3 separate regions of the Homo sapiens genome follow, and all the other regions are linked to region 1. Evidence: chromatin loops called from intact Hi-C (ENCODE). Cell type or tissue: endothelial cell of umbilical vein. All regions are shown on one strand.

What was found. Peaks named below come from ENCODE experiments on the same cell type or tissue, not always from the same donor. Only the 100,000 strongest peaks of a DNase experiment are listed, where the experiment ranks them.
Region 2: it touches region 1 in a loop (5-fold over the local background); 3 of 110 quality-filtered maps call a loop at or near these places.
Region 3: it touches region 1 in a loop (2.0-fold over the local background); 7 of 110 quality-filtered maps call a loop at or near these places.

Annotation. Positions count from the first base shown.
Region 1 is chr2:223,609,435-223,617,434 of GRCh38, forward strand. No RefSeq gene overlaps it. Among named protein-coding and RNA genes, the nearest start is that of SCG2, 11 kb to the left of the region's middle. RefSeq lists an enhancer at 3,617-3,911. In endothelial cell of umbilical vein, no CTCF peak of the experiment used is centred here; a DNase peak (open chromatin) is centred at 3,787; H3K27ac peaks cover 327 bases.
Region 2 is chr2:223,558,748-223,566,747 of GRCh38, forward strand. No RefSeq gene overlaps it. Among named protein-coding and RNA genes, the nearest start is that of SCG2, 40 kb to the right of the region's middle. RefSeq lists an enhancer at 4,784-5,078. In endothelial cell of umbilical vein, no CTCF peak of the experiment used is centred here; a DNase peak (open chromatin) is centred at 4,894; H3K27ac peaks cover 481 bases.
Region 3 is chr2:223,243,791-223,251,790 of GRCh38, forward strand. It overlaps the pseudogene RN7SL807P. Among named protein-coding and RNA genes, the nearest start is that of KCNE4, 200 kb to the left of the region's middle. In endothelial cell of umbilical vein, a CTCF peak has its summit at 3,518 (motif pointing right); no DNase peak of the experiment used is centred here.

The sequences.
Region 1 (8,000 bases):
AGTTCTCCCCAACCCCTCCAAGCCGCCCGCTTTTGCCCAGTCAACATCTTGCTTCTGAGGAAGCTCATTTCTCTGAGTTTCCTGACTCGGCCAATTCTCTCTAGAATATTCTCTCATGGAACCAAATATTTCTCTTGGTTAGTACTTAGTATAGTTGTAATATATTATAGCATTTTTATTTGTGGGATTCTTAGATTACTCTCTTCCCAAATGACTTTAATGTATTTGAGGACATAAAGAAGTCTGGGACATAAGTCCATTGTACCCAAAACCCAGCCAAACCAATGCTTAAAAATAGTAACATCTACAGGCCTGAGTTTCAGCACACACACACACACACACACACACACACATACAAATAATAATAATAATAATAATATCTAAAAATAAGCATATCAAGATCCAAACTGACCACATTTCCTTCCAATCCCTTACCTCCTTCTCAAAGTTCTCTCTTAACTAATTCTAATCTTGTCCCTCCAGTTCAGTCATGGAACTATTATCTCCTTGGCTTATTCTTGTACTTTCTCCCTCTCCACTGCCTCACCCCTTTATTTCCCCAGCCTTTGCCAATTCTTCCCAGTTGCCCCTTTCTGGTTTATCCATTTTCATAGCCTGTTAGCATTCTCTTACGTTTGGCCATTCAAAATCTCTCCCCAGCCTTTCAAGTGTCTATCACTAATCTTTCATACATGCCTTTCTATTGCAGGAAGTTAGGTGTTGGCACCTTAAGGGAAATAATACCTACTTCTAATTTGAACTAGCACTCAGGAACTACTGCTGACTGAATAACTAATGGGAAATGACAATGGGAAAAAATGAACGACAATGGGAAAAAAAAGCAGTCAATATCTATTAAATGCCTAAGTACAAGCCAAGGGGCTCCATCCTTTAAACACCATAGCAAATTATCTTTCAACATTTTTCCATCGTGAGCCTCCCCTGCTCAACTGGTGCCAGCTGGATTAACTTTCCATAGTTCAAGGTCTTCCACCGATTTTTTTTATGCTCCCTCATACTTCTGCATTCCCACCCTCCCTAGATTTTTTGCTGGTCCTATAATCTTCTCAACCAGAAGATATACTTAATCTTCTCAGCCCATCTTCATCTGCATCATTCTCCTTGCCTTGAAAATGTTCTTCCCCTCTTCCCCACCATTTTGATTCTTTTAAAAAGTTTTACTTGAGACTGGGTATGGTGGCCTATACCTGTGATCCCAATGCTTTGGGAGGCTAAAGTGGGAGGATTGTTTGAGGCCAGGAGTTCAAGAACAGCCTGGGCAACATAGTAATACTCCATTCCTCCATCTCTACAAATTTTTTTTTAATTAGCTGGGTGTAGTGCGGCATGCCTGTAAGCCCATGTACCACCACCTGAGAGGCTGAGGCAGCAGGATCACTTGAGCCCAAGAGTTCAAGATAGCAGTGAGCCATGATCATGCCACTGCCACTGCACTCCAGCCTCTCTCCAAAAAAAAGAAAAAAAGAAAGAAAAGAAAAGAAAAACAAAGTTTTATTTGATGTATCTTCTCAGTAAAACTTTCCTTAATTAACCCGTACCCCCTTGCATGCAGTTACCCCATTATTAGAGCACAGATTTTTAACCTGAAGTCCGTTGAAACCTATGAGATTAAATGCAAGTGTTTATGTACATGTGATCATGTGCTTTTTGTTGCAGGAAGCTCCAGGACTGTAAAGAGGTTCTCAAGTGAATCTATGACCTTGAGATTTTGTTGTAGCTCTTAGTAATGGTTACCAAATATTTCTGGCTCTCCTTCCTCCTGGGCTTATGATAGAATTGCACCGCCTGAACTCTTGTGATTGGGTGGCACCATGTGACAAGTTCTAGCCAATAAGCTTAGAGTCGAATGACATGTCCCAGAGCACTTTCCCTCACCACAGAGGCAGGCAAGTTTTGAGGTGGTGGTTGCTCACATAGCTTGCTCTGTGATTGGCTGCAATGTGCAGAGTTACCTTCCAGACCTTTCATGAACAGGTAAAGTGAGAAAATAAAGAAATAAAGTTGTTTAAGCAATTGATTTTGAGAAATTGTTATCACACATAACCTAGCCCAGCTTGACTGATATAACTATTGAACATGACTGGTTTGGAATATTGCTATAGCATGAATATTGACAGACTTTTAGTTATAATCTTACCCAAAGAAAGGAGATAAGACCAGTTGACAGTGAGAAGCTTGTCCTGCTTTCTCCTGGGTGCTCCTGTACTCCAAGGGGCCAATCAGATGCATGTTTCCCAGCATATGAAAAGCATATCCATAACACTATTGGAATGTTTTTGCCAGGCATAGATATGGCATTAAGTAGCATTAAGTTCTATAGTTGTCTGAAATGTATTCCTTGTGCAATTCTCCTAGTTACACAAAAAAGAAACTATCAGAGGCTAGCGTGAACACCTTTCTGATGCTTGAAAATCCTCCTTTTTGGCCTTAGACTCTGAGCTTTCTGCAGGCTGCAGGATCTAACCAGAAATTCATTAACATCTTTATGGTTGTATTGAACTTAGGGTTTGAATTTCTTTCCATTTATATAGGCAATAAAATTTTCAAGTTGATGCAGTGATATAAACCTTCTTTGATTTAGGCTTAACAAGAGGTTCAATATTCAAAAAAATTAAGTAAATAGTAGCACAAATAATGCTTAGAGATAACAAAGTAATACTTCAAATGACTAATTTTTTTGGGGGGGAGAAATTTTGTATTATCTTGTAGTTCAATCTTGGGTGAGGCCTAATTCCCATTTTGGAGTCCAAAACTCTTGATTGTGTATTCTCACCTCTCTCTTCTTCCTGTCTCCAAGGGTTCTCAAGATTCATTGAGCAGGCAGGGCACTGTGGCTCACACCTATAATCCTAGCAGTTTGGGAGGCTGAAGCAGGAGATCACTTGAGCTTAGGAGTTGAAGACCAGCCCAGGCAACATAGAGAGACCCCATTTCTACAAAAAATTTTTAAAAATTAGCCAGATATGATGGCACACAACTGTAGTCCCAGCTACTCGGGAGGCTGAAGTGGGAGAACCATTTGAGCCAGGAAGTTGAGGCTGCAGTAAACTGTGATTATGCCACTGAACTCCAGCCTGGGCAACAGAGTGAGACCCTGTCTCAAAAAAAAAAAAAAAAAATTCAGTGACCAAAAACGTTGTGCGTGTGTGTGTGTTTTAACACTTTAGTTCCACAGCAAAACTTGCCTCAGAACATATTCAATAGGCAGGAGTTATGTACAGCAGAAGGTAGAAAACTGGGCTTGGGTCTGCTGTGTGACCTTAGGCAAATTACTTAACCTCCCTGGGCCTCGGTTTGTTCATTTGTCAAATGAGGGTAACATTACCTAGGCTGAGGCCTCAGAGAGTTGCTGCAAGGATTCAATTATATAATAGTTGTAGAAACGCGTTGGAAGGTCTGAGGCACTCTGCAGTTGCCTTCCCTGATTATTATTCAGCTCCCAGTCCCTGGGAATTCACTGAAACAGGGCTTGCCATGCCTGAATTTTAACATTGTAACCAACCTTAAAACATAATAATTTCCTTTTTACTGATGTGATTAGAATTGATTGCTGGACGCCATCGCAAACCGAGTCATTTGCAGCCTCTCCTCCATTAGACTGAAAAAGAAAAGAAACGCAAGTGTTTGCGTAACTGCTAGAAGCCTGTTTCTCTGTCAAGCCGGCGGAGGTGGAGTTTCTTCTGGGAGTCTGCTTCTGGCTCCCTTGACTTCAGCAGGGCTTGGCGTCAGACGGAAGGATTTTAAGTCAAAACACACACGGCTACAGGGAATACGATGAGTCATGTTCCGCCGGGGCTGAGCCGCTCCGGGGAATCAGCAGCAGAAATGAATGAGAGTGAACGCCTCCTCCAGGCCTGAGCCACCGCCTCCTCAGCCCAAGGCCAGGTTCACGGTTTTAATCATCAGTGTCTCCGCACAGCCCCGCATGGAGGGGCACGGCGGGAGCAGTTTGCACATTACACATTCACAGAGGCGCAGCCGTTCATTACAGTCATCCTCGGGCTCTGCCCTAATGAGACTCAGGAACAAGGCTTTAAATGTCATGATGCTTTTGTGTCTTTTCCTGATGGGAGAACTACACGATGCTGGTGATGCAGCCGGTTTCGGAGGAACCAGGGCGGGGGCCTCAGACGCAAACCCCGACATGACGACTATCTCCAAGGCCCCCAGACCTCTTGGCTACTAAGCCAGTTAGAGGGTTCTGAGTGAATGTGCCCCTTCAGATTCCCTTTGGGGTATTTATTTCCGGACCTAAACCCTAACATCTCTAAACTGTCTGCGTCTGTCTGGCTAGCATCCACCAGCTGAAGTAGGACTTGGGTCTTTTAACAACAACAAGGAGATTAAAATCCTGTGGTTTTTTTCCTACAATGGTGAATCCCTTTCTTCTAAACTCGGCTTCATTACTCTTTATCTTAGCCAAAAGTCAAGAATCATCCACGTATTAAAAGAGACAGAGAGTCAGTTAATGGGCACATTCTGGTGCCAAACCAGGTGCCTGGGTTTGCACCTGCCTCTTCCTCTTCCTAGCTGTGGAGCCTCAAGCTATTTATTTATTGTCTTTGTTCTTCTGCTCTCTCTCCTCTATAAAATGGAAATCATAATAGCAGTTACCTCATAGGGTTTTGTGTGACTTCAATCAGAACAATAAGCATTCGATAAATATAGTGCTATTATCATTATGACATATTTATTGACCTTTTATTTTCACCAAGACTTGCATCAGGCACTGACAACACAAAGCAAATAAAATTCAAGGGCTGTTCATGTGGAGCCTAGTGAGGAAAATATCTATACCCATTGCATAGGCTGTTTTGCATTACTATAAAGGAAGACCTGAGACTGTGTAATTTATAAAGAAAAGAGGTTTAATTGTCTCCCGCTTCTGCAGGCTGTGCAAGCATGGCACCAACATCTGCTTAGCTTCTGGTGAGGACCTCAGGAAGCTTACAGTCCCAGTGGAAGGTGAAATAAGAGCAGGCATGTCACACGGCAGGAGTGGCAGCAGGTTTGTGTGGGCAGACTTTTAAATAACCGGGTCTCACATGAACTGAGGGAGAACTCACTTATTACCAAGGGGCTGGTACTAAACCATTCATAAGGGATCCATCTCTATGATCCAGTCCTCCTGGCCTCACTTCCAACATTGGGGATTACACCACAACATGAGATTTGGAGGGGACAAACATCTAAACCATATCACACATCATAGCAGGCTGTGATAAATGGGAAGACAAGGGACCAGTGGCTGGAGAGAGACCATGATTAGTGTTGCATAGGAGGGCTGGAGATTTTAGATAGCAGGGAACCTTTGAACTTGAGTGTCTAAAATGGATGGAAGCTGGCCAGGAAAAGATTGGAAGCAGCTGAGTGTGGTGGCTCATGCCTGTAATTCCAGCACTTTTGGAGACCGAGGCAAGAAGATTCCTTGAGCTGAGGAGTTCAAAACCAGCCTGGGCATCATGTAGAGACCCCATCTCTACAAAAATTAATAATAATAAAAATTAACCAGACATGGCAGCATGCACCTCTAGTCTCTGCTACTCAGGAGGCTGAGGCAGGAGGATCGCTTGAACCCAGAAGATTGAGGCTGCAGTGAGCCATGTTCACAGCACTGCACTCCAGCCTGCAGCCTGGGCAATGGAGCGAGATCCTGTCTCAAAGAAAAACAAAGAAAGAATAGAAGCATTTGCTTCATCTCAATCTCTCAGCAAGTCTGCAGCTTTACGCAGAGCTTTCTTCAGTTGTCCGAAGAGAAGAGCAGGCTGCTCCCGGACCCTGAACGTGACCCACAGGGTATGTGGGTGTTTTAGAGCCTTATCTCTGTGTCTGGAGCCTGTCCCCACACCTGTGCTGCTCTAGAAGACACTACATGCTCCAGGGGTTTACTATGTCTCTTGCACCCAAAGATAACAAATCAAGTCAAAGAAGGGGTCTTCTTTTTTTTAAGACAGAGAGAGAGAGAGAGAAAGGGACCAAACAGATACTTGCCAGAGGCCAAGACATTCTATGTTTTTAGGATATTCCTGATCTTGGGGCTTTGGAATTAAGTTCTCATAGCTCTCATCAAGTAGTCACAATAGGACACTCAGCTAATGACTTTTCAGGATTTCTTGGATGTGGAAAGATAAAGTGGCAAAACGAAGGGTATGTGATCATGAGAATAGCTAATGTTTATTAAGTTGACTATATGTCACACCGTTTACAATTACTATATCTTTACACTCAACCTATTGGGAATATTACATGTTGAACTATGTTAACTTGCCATTTTTAGATTTAGAAAATGATCGAATATAGCAAGTTCATGTGGTTCAAGCTAATATCATTACCATTCTGTTGATGAGGAAACTGAAGCTTAGAGAGGGTCATGAATAGATGCAAGTGACCTGTGGTCAGATGATCTAGATTTGATTTCTGGTGACACCACTTAATAATAGTTTCTACCCTCATAAGGATGTTGGGGGGTGGTGGCTGTTAAATAGGATACTTTAATAAATAAGGGCCTAGCACATTTTGAGATTGCAACATTCTTTTTTCTATACCAACTAACCCTTGATCAAAGGAGAGGAAAAAATAAGTAGACTAATCCCCATTCCTAGGCAGTCAGAGGGTTAGGGGTGGGCGCTGGGCCTCCTGGTATCCTGCATTGACTACCAGGCCTGGTCCTGTTGTCCCCAGTTCCCAAGATCTAGTAAGAGAGAAGCATTTAAATGATCACTCTGAAAAGGAGGATTCAGTGATGAGTAGAACATAGAGCAGTGACTGGGTTTGAAATCAGGAAACTGGGGACAGAGGTCCTTTGTTGAGTTTCTGGAGACTTGGGATGACACTCTCAGTTTTGCTTAAAGGGACCACTAAGAAGGCAACAAAAACTACTGGGGTGGAGCATAAGAAAAACAGATACAAAAGAGAAACTGTCAAGAGTACCCATTGGTTATATCACTGATCACCATTTCCCAGGAGCCATGGAAATGGGAAGGCTTCCCAAGAGGCCCTCAAAAAGCTTCCTCTACTGCTGCCTTCTCTTTGCTACCCTGGGGCTAGCTATAAAGGAGAGCCAGGCACCAGGTTAGCGGTGCTACACAGATACAGGAAATCTCAACCCCTCATCGGTATTAAGATTACGGCTTCCCCTCATAGTCTCACTCTTTTATTCTACTCAAAACCATGATTAGTTGAGTGAAATAAATTTAAACTTGAGAATTTGGCAATCATCTTTTAAATAAGTGGCATCCCCACTGAACAAAACTAAATCCAACTGGGTATTGCTGAAACCAATTCTGTATAGTTGGGTCTTACATAGAGTGCATGGTAAATGTGTTCTCCCTTCCAGCCTCCTACCGTAGCACCACGAATCTTCCATGGAAACAATTATCTCCTTCAAGAACCAGCATGACTGGCCGGGCCCAGTGGCTCACGCTTGTAATCCCAGCACTTTGTGAGGCCAAGGTGGGCGGATCACGAGGTCGGGAGATCGAGATCATCCTGGCCAATATGGTGAAACCCTGTCTCTACTAAAAATACAAAAATTAGCTGGGCATGGCAGCGCGTGCCTGTAATCCCAGCTACTTGGGAGGCTTAGGCAGGAGAATCACTTGAACCCAGGACGTGGAGGTTGCAATGAGCTGAGATCATGCCACTACACTCCAACCTGGTGACAGAGCTAGACTCCGTCAAAAAAAAAAAAAAGAAAGGAAGGAAGGAAGAAAGAAAGAAAGAAAGAAAGAAAGAAAGAAAGAAAGAAAGAAAGAAAGAAAGAAAGAAAGAAAAAAGAACCACCATGACTGATGGAAGTTTGAACTATAGGTGCAAAATCCAGTAAGATGGGTATGGGCCTTGCTACATTCAGATTTGCCTCATTTTGTGCTTATCATTACTCATGTAATTACTTGTCACCATCAACTCAAACCAAAACCACAGAGCTTTTTTAAAAGGGGTTGACAAGGAAAAGGTACTTGTTTAGGGAACACTTTACC
Region 2 (8,000 bases), 51 kb before region 1:
AGTGAACTGCCCGCCTCGGCCTCCCAAAGTGCTGGAATTACAGGTGTGAGCCCCTGTGCCCATTCTTGTTTAGTTTATAAAAAGAAGAAAATTCTGCCACTTGTGAAAACATGGATAAAGCTAGAGGACATCACGCTAAGTGAAATAAGCCACTCACAGCAGGGTGAATACTGCATGGTTCCACCTATATGAGGTATCTACAATAGTCAAACTCATAGAAGCAGAGAATTGTTGCCAGAGGCTGGAGGGGGTGGGAAATGGGAAGCTGTTGTTTAATGAGTATAAAGTGTCAGCTACACTAGATGAATAAATTCTAGAGAGCTGTTGTACAATATAGTTCCTGTAGTTAATAACATGGTATTGTGCACTTTAAAAGTTATCAAGAGGGTAGATCTCATGTTGTGTTCTTACCGAAAATCAAAAATGAAAGCAAAAACAAAGAGACACAAGGAAACCTTGAGAGGTGTTGGATATGCCTATTACCTTGATTGTGACAATGATATCATGGGTGTCTGCATATTTTCAAACTCATCAGATTGTACATATTAAATATGCACAGACTTTGCTTTATTAAAGCATCATTGGACAAAATACCAAGTCCAATTAGCATGTGAAAAGATACCTAACCTACAAAGTAATCAAGTAATCTCACAAGTTAAAACAACAATGGATGCCAAGTTTTGTCCATCAGACTGGCAAAAATAGAAAATGCTGATAATAACCAGTGCAGGCATATATATAGGTAAATTGGGACTTGTAGGCTTGACAGAGAGTACAAATTAAACTTTGCAACTGTAACTTGGTGTCATATGACAAAATTACAACATACATGTCTTTTAAATTAGAAATTCCAGCAAATCTATAAAACTGTCCAAGATACATGCAAACAGATATTTGTATACGGAAGTCAATAGTTAATATTATCTGCAATATAAAAAATTGTTGTAATCTAATTATTTATAATAGTCTAAGCATTATACAGTGTATGGCAGATGTATTCTGTGAAATACTACTCAGTCATGGAAAACAATGAGGCAGCTATAATAGTCTGATATTAATCGCCAATCATGATTTTTGTTAGAAGGTAATCAACATGCATTTCTTTCTTTTCCCTCCTGACTGAATTCCAATTCACTTAAAGTAGCAATGTGCCCAGATGAAGGTTTTCTTGAGAGATGGGTAGGTAATGTTGTGCAAACGGAAGTCGATGGGTTTCTGGAAAAGCTAATTAAGAGCGACTGGCTGATTAAATTACATTCTCCCCATCAATTTCTTCATCACTCTTGTCTGTATTAGTGATACAATGGCTAGCTCCTGTAGCTATCTTGAATTATGAGATGATCTGGAAGGTGAAAGCCATATGCTAAGAATGGCATATGGAAAGGGTAAAAACGGAAGGAGTGGAAAACAAAAAGCATTTTTCAGAACAATATGTGTAAAATATCTGATCTGTGTTTTTAAAAACCATGTAAATGTGTTTGTATAGAAAGAAAGTCTTTAACAATATACTCAAATTGGTATGAGTGGCTTTTTTATGGAGAGAAGAGTGTATTGTTATAAGTTTAATGTTATGCGTTATGGGGAACTTCCTTTTTTGATCTTACTTTTGAATGGTTTTAATTTTTAAAAGCTTATTGCATGCTGTATTTGAAACTTTTAAAATAACTAAATATATGTAGCCTTGTGTTTTTAGTACAACTTTAATTCTGAATACTCATTTATATTTGATTATTTCAAATGCTGCAATTTTGATAAAATGGCACTAAGGCCAAAAGAGACCTTGTAGATTTTCCAATTCCATCTCAAAATTTGACAGGTATGTCCATCAGTCTAGAAAGGTGAATAACCGACCTCAAAGAAATGCAGCTACCTTACAGCATAGGTCTGGAGGAGCCAACTAATTAAAAACTTAATTTGGAAGCACTAAATTAATTAAAAACCTAATATAATTCAGGTGCTCTGTTATATATGTTATCATTTATTCTTCACTTAAACCTTATATGATACCTATAATATCTCTATTTTACAGATGAGGAAAGTAAATTTTGAATAGTTTAACATAATCAATTTCCCTGAGAATATACATCAATTAAGGAAGGAACCTGGATTTAAAATCTGATCTACTTGCTTCAGCCTCTTTCCACTTCACCACATTGCCGCCCACACAACCCCTTGTGCAAACATTGTAAACAATAGCGTGGCCTAGCAGCTCCCAAGTTAATTTCCCCCATTATTATTTATTTGCTAAGTGTTATACAACAGCCACCAGAGAACCCCATCCCCAGGGAACCTGTCACTGTAGACTGTGCACCTAGACTGCTCACGTGGACTGCCTGATTTAAAATTGGTCCCACGTTGCCAAAGGAGGAATGTCAGTTGTTCCATTAATTGAAATGACATGACATAAAATATCAGTGATGCATGGCCAAAAGGCTCCCAGAAAACAAGGAAACATTGATGAGAGATAGGCCAGGGATTTCAAAGTTTCAAGAGACAGTATCCTCCACTGGGTTTCTGTAAATCAGTCAGCGCTTAGTCATCAAGAAAAGTAACAACAACTTCAGGACCAGAGACACTGATTTTCTCCGTGAAAGCCAATCCAGTGGCAATGCGAAGACATTACAGGACAAAGGACAAGCCTAATGGCAGAGAAGCAACACAAGCCCCAGAAGAGAGATCTCACAGCAAAATGAAAAATTCAAGAAATTCTGAAATTCTTTGAACTTATTTTCTTTTGTCATAGTTTTTTTTTCATTTATATCTGTGTTTAACAGTTTTTAAAGCTTTCTTTTCCCAAACCTTCACTCAAAATGCATACCCAGGAAGATTTGTCACATTCAATTTGGAGTTTCCATAGAATACCTGAAAATTATACAGAATTGAAAACAAAAGATGAATTATCAGATTCAGAGTACAACAGGTCTTAACCAGGGTAAATGAAAATGTTTCCACACTGATGCAACAAAAATAAACCATACATACTGTTTTAGGGTAAAGATTCTGACAGAGTATTAGAATATCATATCTTTCTGCATGAAGGGAGAAGAAATGAATTCCAAGATTCCACTGGCTAACAAACCAAAGAAAAACTATTTAGCATATCTTCCAAAATTATCGACATTAATATGTATATTGTTATCTATAACAACCAATTTATATAAACACAATTGACAAGCTTGATCTAACAGATATACATGAAACTCTGCATGGAATAATCAGAGAATAAAATTGATTAGGTCACAGAACAAGTCCCAATAAATGTCTAACAACTGTATTTTCACCACCAGGCCATAAAGTTTGAAATCTAGTTTTTCAATGATAACTTTCTTTTAAAAAAATTATACATACTTAGAAACTTAAAAACACGTGTATAGATAATGTATGGCTCAAAGAAAGAATCATAAGGAAAAATCAGAAAATACCAGAAACTGAACTACAAATGTCCCAGAGCTCTACCTCACCTGCATTCCTGTCTCCTCTTTGAGAAGAATCTTGTATTAGTCATTTACCCCTCAACATGAATCTCAGGCAATGAGCTCTCTGCCTTGGGGAAATTTCCACTTAAAGTACATCAGTGTCATAAGGGCCTAGACAATGAGCCAGTCTTGTGGGTTCAAATTTTGTTTCTGCTCTTTACTAACTATGTGACCACAGATAAGTGACTTGTCCTCTTTGTGCCTCGGTTGCCTCATCCATAAAGTAGAAATAACAATAGCTATATCAAAAACTGTAATGATGATTGAATATATCTAGCAGTGTGTGTGTGGTGTGTTTATACTGTTAGAATAGTGCCTGACAGGCTGGGCACGGTGGCTCACACCTGTAATCCCAGCACTTTGGGAGGCTGAGGAAGACAGATCACGAGGTCAGGATATCGAGATCATCCTGGCTAACATGGTGAAACCCCGTCTCTACTAAAAATACAAAAAAAGTAGCCAGGCGTGGTGGTGGGCGCCTGTAGTCCCAGCTACTCGGGAGGCTGAGGCAGGAGAATGGCGTGAACCCGGGAGGCGGAGTTTGCAGTGAGCCGAGATCGCACCACTGCACTCCAGCCTGGGAAACAGCGAGACTCTGTCTCAAAAAAAAAAAAAAAAAAAAAAAAAAAGAATAGTGCCTGACATGAAGTGAGCACACAACAAAGTGAAATGTTTTTGCTCTATTCATTACTAGCAGAATATCAGTAAACAGGTAGAGATGGTATTTAGGGAACAGGGACTTTGCAAAAGCCCCAAAATCCTGTTTTCAGGCAGCTTTCTCTCTACCTATCATTGAATCCAAACCTACATTTTAGTTCAACCAAATTAAAAATTGTCACTTTTCTCGCCATCTCATACTACCACGGTCTTTGTCTAGGACTTAGCAATGTTTCCTTGAATGATTAGCAGTTCTTCCACTCTGGAATTTTCATCTGCAAGCCCTCCTCAAGTCAGGGCCAGAGGAGACCAATAAAATTGGGGAATTCTAGGATCATCCCATTCAACAAACTCCCTCCACAATATACTGATGTAGCATAAAAGATTAATCCCATTAGAGAATAAAGAATTATGTTTCATTCAAATAAAATTTAAAATTGAGTTGGACAAAACTACCTTGGTAATACACATGGTATTTGTTTGTAGTAACCATCCTTTCAATTAAGAGCAAAACATCTCCTAAGTGAGAAGGAGTTCAGATTGTTGCCTTTGCTTTGCCAAGCCTGCAAGAAGAAAATCTGCAGCATCTGGAGAGGTGAAATTTGCTCTTTATTCTCTTTACATGGGCCATGAAGGGCTAGACCTCTCATTTTAAAGGTGGTGGAGCTTTCTCTCTTCTCCCTGCAGGTGTCATGTTGTAGTGGACACTTCCATCATCTATGTTTAGTGATTACTCACTGCTTCCCATGTGTGGGAGGAAGAATGACTCATCAGGTTGTTTAGAAAGAATCCAGGACAAAGGGACAGGTTCTGTGCCTTTCCATCTGCCTTCCAGAGACAGCCTGATATTCCTTCTCAATCTCTCTTTCTCTCTCTCTCTCTCTTTCTGTTTCTTTCTCTCTCTCATTTTCCCTCCCTCCCTCCTAGCTTCCAACTTCACTGCCTATAAACATGTGAGGAAATCAGGCTGCCCCTGCTCCATTTGTCTGGTTGTCTTCAATTTGGGGCGAAAATCAGGGAAGGGACCTTTTTTAATATAGCCAGGGACCCTGCCTTTCACAGTAAAAAGCAACTTGATGGGCCATTATAAGGGCTCCTGTGAGGCTTTCAGTTCTTTGTGAGAATAAATTACTACCAAGAACTGTGAAGGAAAAGGGGTGAGTCTACACTTCTAATATATTCATACTTACCCCTAATTTAGAATTAGGAATATTAAGCAGTTTTTACTAACTGGGATTTTTTTCTAATATATAATTATTTAACTTGTAATGTTGAAAAGATGAGTAATAAATAGCTTCACTATAATAGCCTTTCCTGGGATGGTCTCTTTTTGAACTCAAGATATCATTTGAATTATGTTCCTTGAATCTAGTAATTTCAGACCATTTACTATAACATAATTGAAAGAAACATTGTCATGAATCTGGCCTAACTAGATATTGACATTTCTTAAGGAAATGCCAAAAAAAAGAAAAAAAAAACTGTACATGAAACAAACAAACAAACAAAAAAAAAACCATAAGTGAAACAATGGGTAAATACACCAATGATAGGAAACCTGGGCACCCAGTGAAGGTAAGATGCGAATCACTAGAGTTTTAAACAAAACTTATTCATGCCTCAGGTCCTCCTCAAAAATAATAGATTAAAAAGAAATTATGCAGTTGAATAAGAGCTTTATGGGAATGTCCTCTAATGGAACAATTTTTTTTTCAGAGTAATTGCAAAGAAAGCAATTTGGTGGTTTTTACTGAATAGCACAGAATAATTTAAGGACGCAAGAGCACGTGCCCTCCATAAGGGATGACCCTCTTACTGGGAGGGCTGCCTTAGCATTGCAGTCATGGCCAGGTGCATTCCAGATGCCCACTACGGCTTTGATTAATTACTTTCCTTGTATTCTATCTTATTAGGTACATGCAGTGAGAAATGAAGGATAATTTGATCAGAAAATAGCTTCTGTTGAATCAAAGGCTTAAAAAATAGTATTGAAATGTGGTGAATAACAAGAAAAAGGGGCCGGGCATGGTGGCTCACTCCTGTAATCCTAGCACTTTGGGAGGCTGAGGCAGGTGGATTACCTGAGGTCAGGAGTTCAAGACCTGCCTGGCCAACATGGTGAAACCCCATCTCTACTAAACATACAAAAATTAACCAGGAGTGGTGGCACATGCCTGCAATCCCAGCTACTCGGGAGGCTGAGGAAGGAGAATGGCTTGAACCCAGAAGACGGAGGTTGCAGTGAGCAGAGATCGTGCCACTGCACTCCAGCCTAGGGCGACAGAGTAAGACTCCATCTCAAAAACAAAAAGGATAAAAATGGTTGTAATGAGTATCTCAACAGCTGTTTTTACAACATGGGATCACCTAAAAACTTGTGTGCTTCACCCCAATTCTTAAGATAAGAGTTCAACCCACATTCAATTCTTCTTTAACTGCCTGATCTGTACAGCCCTCTGTGAAAAGGAAATGAGAACTTTAGAAAAGCAAACAGATGTTTAATAACTTCATGTAGTCCCTGCTAGTTAGACTAGTTAGAGAAAGTAGTTTTGTATAAGCAACTGTCACCATTGGAAGGGGACAGTTTATGGTGTTTTATATAGACTCGAAAAATGTGGAGGATACTTAACGCTTAGATTGGCTTGAAGAGCAGTAAACAGTAGGAATCCACATGGAAATTAATTAGGGTGTAACTCTCTACATGTAGCTGTCCCATATCCTCTTTTGCCCTCACTGACCTCCTGCTCTTTGGCTTCCAGCCACAACACAACTCTTGGTGATCAGAACCCCCAGGCCAAGCATTTGGTTAATGCTGGTCATTCATTCATTCATTGACTAACTCAGAAAATAAAGATGGAGGTTATGTACCAAGAATTGTTGGTTCCCAACTTCTCACTAATTGTTTTGTTCCTGCTATCATCCCAGCTAACCTAAAGTTCTTCAGAGGCCACAGAACAAATTTTTCACTTTGTTATGATTTCCCACAGTGCCTGGGCAGTGCTGAGCACAAAAGAGGTGATCAGCACCAGTGCCCAGAACGTTGCTCCACAGTGTCCGCAGAAAAAAAGTCAAATCCCTTAGCCTGACTCAAAAAGGACCCTTCGCCCTACCCTGCCTTCTTTCAGCTTCATTTCTCATCTCTGACAGAACCCACCTTACCAACCCTGTGTTCCCAGCATACTAAGTTTCTTGCAGCGTCAGAATTTGGGTCACACTCTCAATTTGGAATTTTGCACATGCTATTCCCTCTTGCAGCAACACTCTTCCCATCTTCCCTGTCATCTGGATAACACTACTATTGACTTGACTCAAATATTCCTTATCTGGGAAGCTTACCCTGAGACCAAAAAATACAGTCAGCACTCCTCCTGGAAACCTCTATAATGGCCTACACCCACCACTGTGGTATCACTGCAAGATAAAGGCTTTATAAATACCCATTCAATTAAACTGCCTGAAGTTATGGGCTATGCCTATGTCACAGTTGTATCCCTGAGAACCAACAGTTCTTGGTACCATAGCCAGCCTCCATATTTACTTTTTGAGTTAGTCAATGAATGAATGAATGGCCTAGCCTTGGTGGGTGGTTCTCAATGATCTCTGCTAACAGAAATTCTCATTCTTGAAATATTTTAAATATTTAATCTCTCATCCCAGATATTCTACTTTAGGAAGTAGGTTGCTCATTGTGACATATTGTGGCACCATCTAAAGGTTGTCCTGGCAGCTGAAAATTAGAATACAATTCTTTATACAATTGCAGGATGTGGTGTTAATGAAGCAATGTGCCTGCTACAGAAATAGATTTTTGCTTTGTTTTGTTTTGTTTTTCTGAGACAGGGTCTTGCTCTGTCACCGAGGCTGGAG
Region 3 (8,000 bases), 370 kb before region 1:
TTTATGTGATAAGTTACATTTATTAATTTGAAGATGTTGAATCAGTCTTGCATCCTGGGGATAAAGGTTACTTGATCATGGTGAATAAGCTTTTTGATGTGCTGCTGGATTTGGTTTACCAGTATTTTGTTGAGGATTTTTGCATCAATATTCATCAAGGAATTGGCCTAAAGCTTTCCTTTTTTGTTGTATCTCTGCCAGGTTTTGGTATCAGGATGATGTTGGCCTCATAGAGTAAGTTAGAGAGGAGTCCTTCCTTTTCTAGTTTTTTGGAATAGTTTCAGTAGAAATGGTACTAGCTCTTTTTTGTACCTCTGGTTGAATTTAGCTGTGAATCCATCTCATCCTGGGTTTTTTTTTTTGGTAGGCTATTTTCACTGCCTCAGTTTCAGAACCCATTATTGGTCTATTCAGGGATTCAGTTTCTTCTGGTTCAGTCTTGGGAAGGTGCATGTGTCCAGAAATTTGTCCTTTATTCTAGATTTTCTAGTTTATTTGCATAGAGGTGTTTATAGTATTTGCTGATGGTTGTTTGTATTTCTGAGGGGTCAGTGGTGACATCCCTATTATCATTTCTGATTGTGTTTATTTGAATCTTATCTCTTTTCTTCTTTATTAGTCTAGCTAGATGTCTATCTATTTTATTAATTTTTTCAAAATCCAGCTTCTGGATTCACTGATTTTTTGAAGTGTTTTTTTGGTGTCTCCATTTCCTTCAGTTTGGCTCTGATCTTGGTTATTTCTCATCTTCTTCTAGCTTTGTGGTTTGTTTGCTCTTGGTTCTCTAGTTCTTTTTGTTGTGATGTTAGGTTGTTAACATGAGATTTTTGTAGGTTTTTGATGTGAACATTTAGTGCTATAAATTTCGCTGTTAACACTGCTTTAGTTGGGTCCCAGAGATTCTGGTATATCGTATCTTTGTTCTCATTAGTTTCAAAGAACTTCTTGATTTCTGCCTTAATTTCATTATTTACCCAAGAGTCATTCAGGAGCACATTATTCAATTTCCACATAGTTGTGTGGTTTTGGGTGAATTTCTCAGTCTGGATTTTGAATTTGATTGTGCTGTAGTCTGAGAGACTGTTTGTTATGATTTCAGTTCTTTTGCATTTGCTGGGGAATGTTTTACTTTCGATTATGTGATCAATTTTAGAGTAAGTGCCATATGGCAATGAGAATAATGTATATTCTGTTGAATTTGGGTAGAGAATTCTGTAGATATCTATCAGGTCCACTTGATCCAGAGTTCAGTTCAGGTACTTAATATCTTTGATAATTTTCTCTCTCTATGATCTGTCTAATATTGTCAGTGAGGTGTTAAAGCCTCCCACTATTATTGTGTGCAAGTCTAAGTCTATTTGAAGGTCTCTAAGAGCTTGCTTTATGAATCTGGGTGCTCCTGTATTGGGTGCATATATATTTAGGATAGTTCGCTTTTTTGTTGTTGAATTGAACTCTACCTTTATGTCCTTTATGTAACTCACTTTTTTGTCTTTTTTGATGTTTGTTGGCTTAAAGTCTGTTTTGTTAGAAACTAGGATTGCAACCCTTGCTTTTTTCTGTTTTCCATTTGCTTTGTAAATTTTCTTCCATCCCTTTATTTTGAGCCTATGTGTGTCTTTGCATGTGAGACGGATCTCTTGAAGACGGCATACTGATGGGTCTTGGTTCTTTATCCAGCTTGCCATTCTGTGTCTTTTAATTGGGGGCAGTTAGCCCATTTATATTTAAGGTTAGTATTGTTATGTGTGGATTTGATTCTGTCATCATGATGGTAGCTGGTTATTTTGCAGACTTGTTTACATGGTTGCTTCATAGTGTCACTGGTTTGTGTGCTTCAGTGTGTTTTTCTAGTGGTTGGTAACAGTTTTTGCTTTCCATATTTAGTGCTTCCTTCAGGACCTCTTGTAAGGCAGGTCAGGTGGTAAAAAATTTCCTCAGCATTTGCTTACCTGCAAAGGATCTTATTTCAAATTAAACTTCATAAGTGAAAGAGAAATAAGATCCTTTCAGACAAGGAAATAATGAGGAAATGAAATATGAAATTTGGTGTTAGAAATTTTTTTCTTTAAAAATGTTGAATATTGGCCCCCGATCTCTTCTAGCTTATAGGGTTTCCACTGAGAAGCCTGCTGAGAGTGGCTGGAGGCCCTGGCTGGGAGGCTCCAGCTGGGAGGACCTGTCCCATGAAGAGGAGTGGATTGGGGTCACACTTAAAGAAGCAGTCTGGCCATGCCTTGACAAAAGAGCTATGTCTTGGTGGGGAACTGCTTCTGCCCCTCTTGACTTGGACTCTCCAAGGCCCACAAGTTGAAACGGCTGAGTCGTCCAACTAACCCAGGTGGCAGCCCTCCCCTCTCCAAGGCACTCCATCCCAGGGAGAGATCAGAGCTCAGTCCACAGTCTGTGTGGGTAGGTGGGGCTGGAGGGCCTGGCTGGGAGGTCCCACTCAGTGAAGGAGAATGGATCAGGGCCCCACTTAAAGAAGCAGTCTGGCCATGATCTTACAAAGCTACTGTGCTGTGCTGCTGGGGGGACCCTTCCTTGTCAGAACCACCTGGACTCTCCAAAGCCCACAGGCTGGAATGGCTGAGTAAACCAAACAGCAGAGATGGCACCCAACCCTCCCCTTAGGGTCTCTATCCAGTCTCAGGCAGCCTCTATTCTGTTGCCTGTGTCTGGCTGGAATTCCAAGCCAGTGGGTCTTATCTTGTGAGGTGCCGTAGAAGTGGGGCCTGGAGAATGACACTGCTCAACTCCCTGGATTCCACCCCCTTGCAAAAGGTATATGTGGACCTCCCACCTTGCCTGAGTTCCAGACCTGGATCCCCAGGGATCCTGGGGCTGGAGTATACAAAGCTCCTGGATCTCTGTGTTTGCCTGAGCAGCTACTCTGCCAAGACTCCACACAGTTCTGTATGTTGGAACCAAGCCCCTGGTGGCATGGGTTCACAAGGGGATCTCCTGATCTATGGGTTACAAAGACCTGTAGGAAAAGTGTGGTTTCCTGGGGTTGCACAATAACTCACCAATTCCCTTGGCTGGGGGTAGGGGTTCCCTTGGTGCTGTGTTATTCCTAGGTGGTCTGTCATCCCACCCTGCTTTTCTTCATTCTCTGTGGGTGGAGTTGTTTCCCTAATCAGTCCTGGCATAAGAACCTGGATATTTCAGTTGAAGGTGTCATAGTCACTGTCCCATTTCGTTCCTCCCCATGAGTGTCGTGGACCACAGCTGCTTCTAACTGGCCATCTTAGTCCCTCTCCCTATTTTTAAAAATAATGTTTTATTTGCATGTAGCAAAATTTAAATTGATAAACTTGGTTTCACTAACATGAAATAGACTACATTTACTTATTTTAATGGACTTTGTTTCTTAAAATCTTTTTGTCAAATAATGGTACTTTACACTGTGGGAAGTCTTTGGTGTTCTAGTTAATGATGAAGAAGACAGATATTTCATAAATTTATCACTAAATGTGGTTTAAAATGTTTCTTCTTTTCTGGAGTGTATGTATGCCACCACCAGATGGGGGCAGAGTGATGCAGTGAGACTGGGGAAGAGCACTGTTCGGAAACAACATGGTGGAAATCTAGTTGACTGAAGAGCTTCATGTGTATAAACTCAAGATGTTTTGTTTTATAAATTTCCTTTTATGTAAGCGTAACAAAATATAATAAAATGTAACTACTTAGAGCGAATAAAAAAGTATTCTCCTTAGAAGCCAGATCTGCTGTGACCCATCTGTTTTGTTGCATTTTAGTAGTAATTAAGATCTGAGTTCTTCAGAAGGGCTACAAGAATTGGAATCTAAGCTCTCCTATTACAGTAGTGTTATCTCCTGGCTACTCAACTATTTAGGCCTCAGTTTTTTCATCTTCAGTGAAATGGGATTAATAATGGTTCCTATCTCTCTATATTGTGGTGAGGGCAAAATGAAATAATGTTTGTGGTGAGTAGAGCATAGAGTAACGTTTGATGTATGTTAGTCCTTATTGTTCTTATGGATTCTCTGGTCAGCTACCTCCTTTTGTCCCTTCAAACTCCTAAATCTTGCTTAGAATGCTAGCTTTTATAATTCAATCAAATTAGGTGCATTGTAGCTTTGTGGCAAGTAATGGTCTTCATTTCTGTATAAAAATTATATTTTAATCTGTTGGTCTCTTATATATAAGAGTGTTCTAAATATGAGCCCCCAATCAAAAACCAGAAGCTCTTAACTAAAGATACTGATTTACTGTTAAAATGCTTCTCACGTAGGAAACTCTATGCAGTGATGTGTAACAGGAATTTATTCATTAATGATGGTTAGGGATTCTCTATAGCAGCTCAGAATAAAGGTGGGTCGTGAATGAATAAAAAATTCTATGTACATAGTCTGTAAGGGGAAAATAAGGGTATAGAGAAAGCTTAGGAATAAGATAGGCTTACATTATCATCTCCCCTGGTGGTTAGATATTCTTGGGGTAAACCAATTAGCGATTTAGCTTCAATTTCTTCGGTCACAAAATTACAGCAAAAATACAATACTTAATGCAGATGCTCTCAAAATGTCACTTTATTTACCTTTCACCCACAACCAATTTGCTTTTCCTTTTATTATTTTTGGTCATGACTGGAGTGACCACATAATTTGTAGTTCAAATTGGGACACTTTTGAGAAGGAAAGAGTGTGCTAAAAATAATTGAAATTATTATTACTATTTTTTATAAGACATGGGGGTCTTGCTATATTGCCCAGGCTAGAGTTTAGTGGCTAATCACAGGAGTGATCCCACTACTGATCAACACAGGAGTTTTGACCTGCTCCATTTCCGACCTTGGCTGATTCATCCCTTCTTGGGCAATTTGGTCCGCTCCTGGGAGGACACCATATTAATGCCAAACTTAGGGCAAACACCTGATTGGCATACTGTACTACAGCCCAGATCTCTTGGACTCAGGAGATCCTCCTGCCTCAGCTTCCCAAGAAACTGGGACCACAGGTGTGCACCACCACACTCAGCTGTAATTATATAATTTTTGACATTTATGAACGCAATTATTTTTATTATATTGCCCAATGAATAACATGGTCTATTTGAAAATTATTTTCCAACATAAAAATTCTTTTGGAAAGTAAGATAACAGATCTCTGTGTAGATTGAAAAAACAATTTTTTCACTCTACGCACTAATTAGCTGAACATTAAAAATAGCATAAGCAGAATAATTTTTCCTGATACATATTAATGTACTTAAATCAGCTTTTAGCTTTGTCTACTTATAAATTGATACCTTTAGCTATTCCTATTTATTCTATCACTTGTATTTTCTAAAGAATATATTTTTTCAATATAGTTTGTTTCTATTGATAAAAATTGAAACTTTCAAGTTTCATCTTATAGATAATAATTGTGATTAGTTAATACATTCAGTTGACTCTTTTAATAAATGCTATATACTGATACCTTTAACTGACTCAATTTTCAATTGAAAAAAGTACTTCATCCACAGTTGCTGAAGTACCTGGTGAGTACAGAGCAAATTCTGCTAAATGAAGGTTATCCTGAATTGTAATATTTCATAATAAAATGTGTAAATATTTCTACCCAAACATTTTCATATGTATGCTCATTTTGATTCTAGACAGGTGACCTTTCTTCAGCAAATATTTTTACAAGACAAAACTCATTAAATAATTTCTCTAGTTGTGATTTTAAAACAAATTTTGTCAAAATTAGATGTCATAGGACAGAGGCCTTCTGAATTTCATTCAATTGTGTGGTTCAGGAAATAAATCTGTTAAGTTAAAAGTATCTCCATCACATGATTCTGCCTACTGCTTGAGATATTCCAGAGCATAGTTATTTAATCTTCTTCAATATTTCATTTTGAACACTCTTTGAGTTCTTGTTTAATTTATTTGGTTTCAAATTTTATTGGGATAAATCCCAATGACTACCTGTTTATAAGCTTGGTTTTAATAAATCGCGATTCTCTCTAAAAGCTCTGCAAGCTGACATTTTTCCTTGTACCACTCATTGAATAGTTTGATTAAAGGTTCATGACTAATTTTGAACAAAATGTAGCCAAAATGTAGATACTTATTAGAAAATGCTCAATATCATTGTAAGATACTTAGGTTGACTTATATAGAAATCCTTCCAGGGTTCAAACATTTTAAAAATCCAAATTATTATTGATTTAAAAAGTAAGTATTAGAAAATTCAGCATATTATATCCATAAAATATTTGGCCAATTGCTTTTTTGTATATATAGGAAAATATCTGTATATTTTGACAACTGTAACTCCTATTCCTATTAGTAGAATACTGTAGATCATTTGAATACAGTTAAGATTTGTTTGCATAATGCAATTAATTACAAATACATTTCTGCTCCAAAGATTTCATCATTTAATTGGAATATCATTTTTACCATGGCATTATGCTCCATCAAAATCATATTCATATTATCACTGTAAAAAAGTAAATCACACACAAAACTTTGTTTCCAAAGTTGAATTTTTAAACCAAATTTTCAGTAACATTGACAATAGCACTGGATGTTTTGTCTTTGACTGACTGAATCAGTTTCTAACACTTTCTCTTTGATTCCACAACTTTGATGAAAATAATTTAATATTATTGGAATTAACTTTATCGATTTTCCATTAGAAGTGATATACAACAGGCTTCATTTTGCTGTTGCAAAGTTCTGTTAATGGAGCCAACACATTAGCATCTATAAATTCACTATTTTTTACATGCAAAGAAAACCTGGTATTGAAAATCAATTCATGAAATTAACTTAAAAGGTGCTATCATTTGATTTGAATGAAAAGGCATGCTTCACAGAAATATATTCCAGCTTTTTCAAATGCATGTATTAAGTCATCATTTTAAGGCAGGTTCTTCTTAAATAAATACAAACTCTGAAAGTAGATGTTGACATATTTTTAGAGATTTGAGTCTCGTAGTTGTTATGAGGTCCATGTTATTCCTATAGATCCAAAAGAGGATGTTCAGTATTGAAAAACATTTTGAGCAAGTTAAATGTTCATCATGAACTTTCTTAAGAAATGGTGATTCAGGTTGATTCATTAAATATGCACCTTTTTGAGCTCATTACTGTTTAAAGGATTCAATATCAAATAAAAAAGAAAACCAAACAATAAAATCGTTGTTAGATTATACCATAATGCAAACTACCCTAGAAGAGCAATCAGACTATTCTAGACATTCTATGGCAGGACTGCTCAGCCTCTATTTCCCACACTTTGGTGTTCAGTTAAGCTATAATTTCCCATGTTGTCCCCTGATCCCACCAACTGACAGCCTAGGAGTTACCAGCATTCCACAGGCTGGCTCACCCAATAGCTGGCAGAGACAGCAACATGCAATACTTCTCCCACCACCACCCTTCTCCAGTTTATATTGTCTGAGCCAGCCTTATTGCACCAGCGATCACCACTGAGTGAGAAGTGTTAGTTTCTGGGTGGGGTAGGGAAAGGACAGATGGGTTTATCTTTGGTTGTCTTTTAGGTTTCACCACGTGTTCAAGTGAGCATCTTTTTTTACTGCACACATCTCTCATGTATGCTGCTAGACAAGACCCTGGTAGAAGTTACAAGTTCTTTTTCTTTCTTTCTTTCTTTTTTTTTTTTTTTTTTGAGAAAGAGTCTCGCTCTGTCACCCAGGCTGGAGTGCAATGGCGCAATCTTGGCTCACTGCAACCTCCGCCTCCTGGGTTCAAGCGATTCTCCCACCTCAGCCCCTCGAGTAGTTGGAATTACAGGCGTGTGCCACCATGCCCGGCTAATTTTTGTATTTTTAGTTAAGGGGTTTCACCATGTTGGCCAGGCTGGTCTCAAACTCCTGACCTCAAGCGATCAGCCCGCCTCAGTCTCTCAAAGTGCTAGGATGCCAGGGTGAGCCACCGCACCCAGCTGGAAGTTGCAAGTTCAAAGTGGAGTTCTACCAAACTCATTTAGCTTATTGCAATACAGCCAAAAACATCA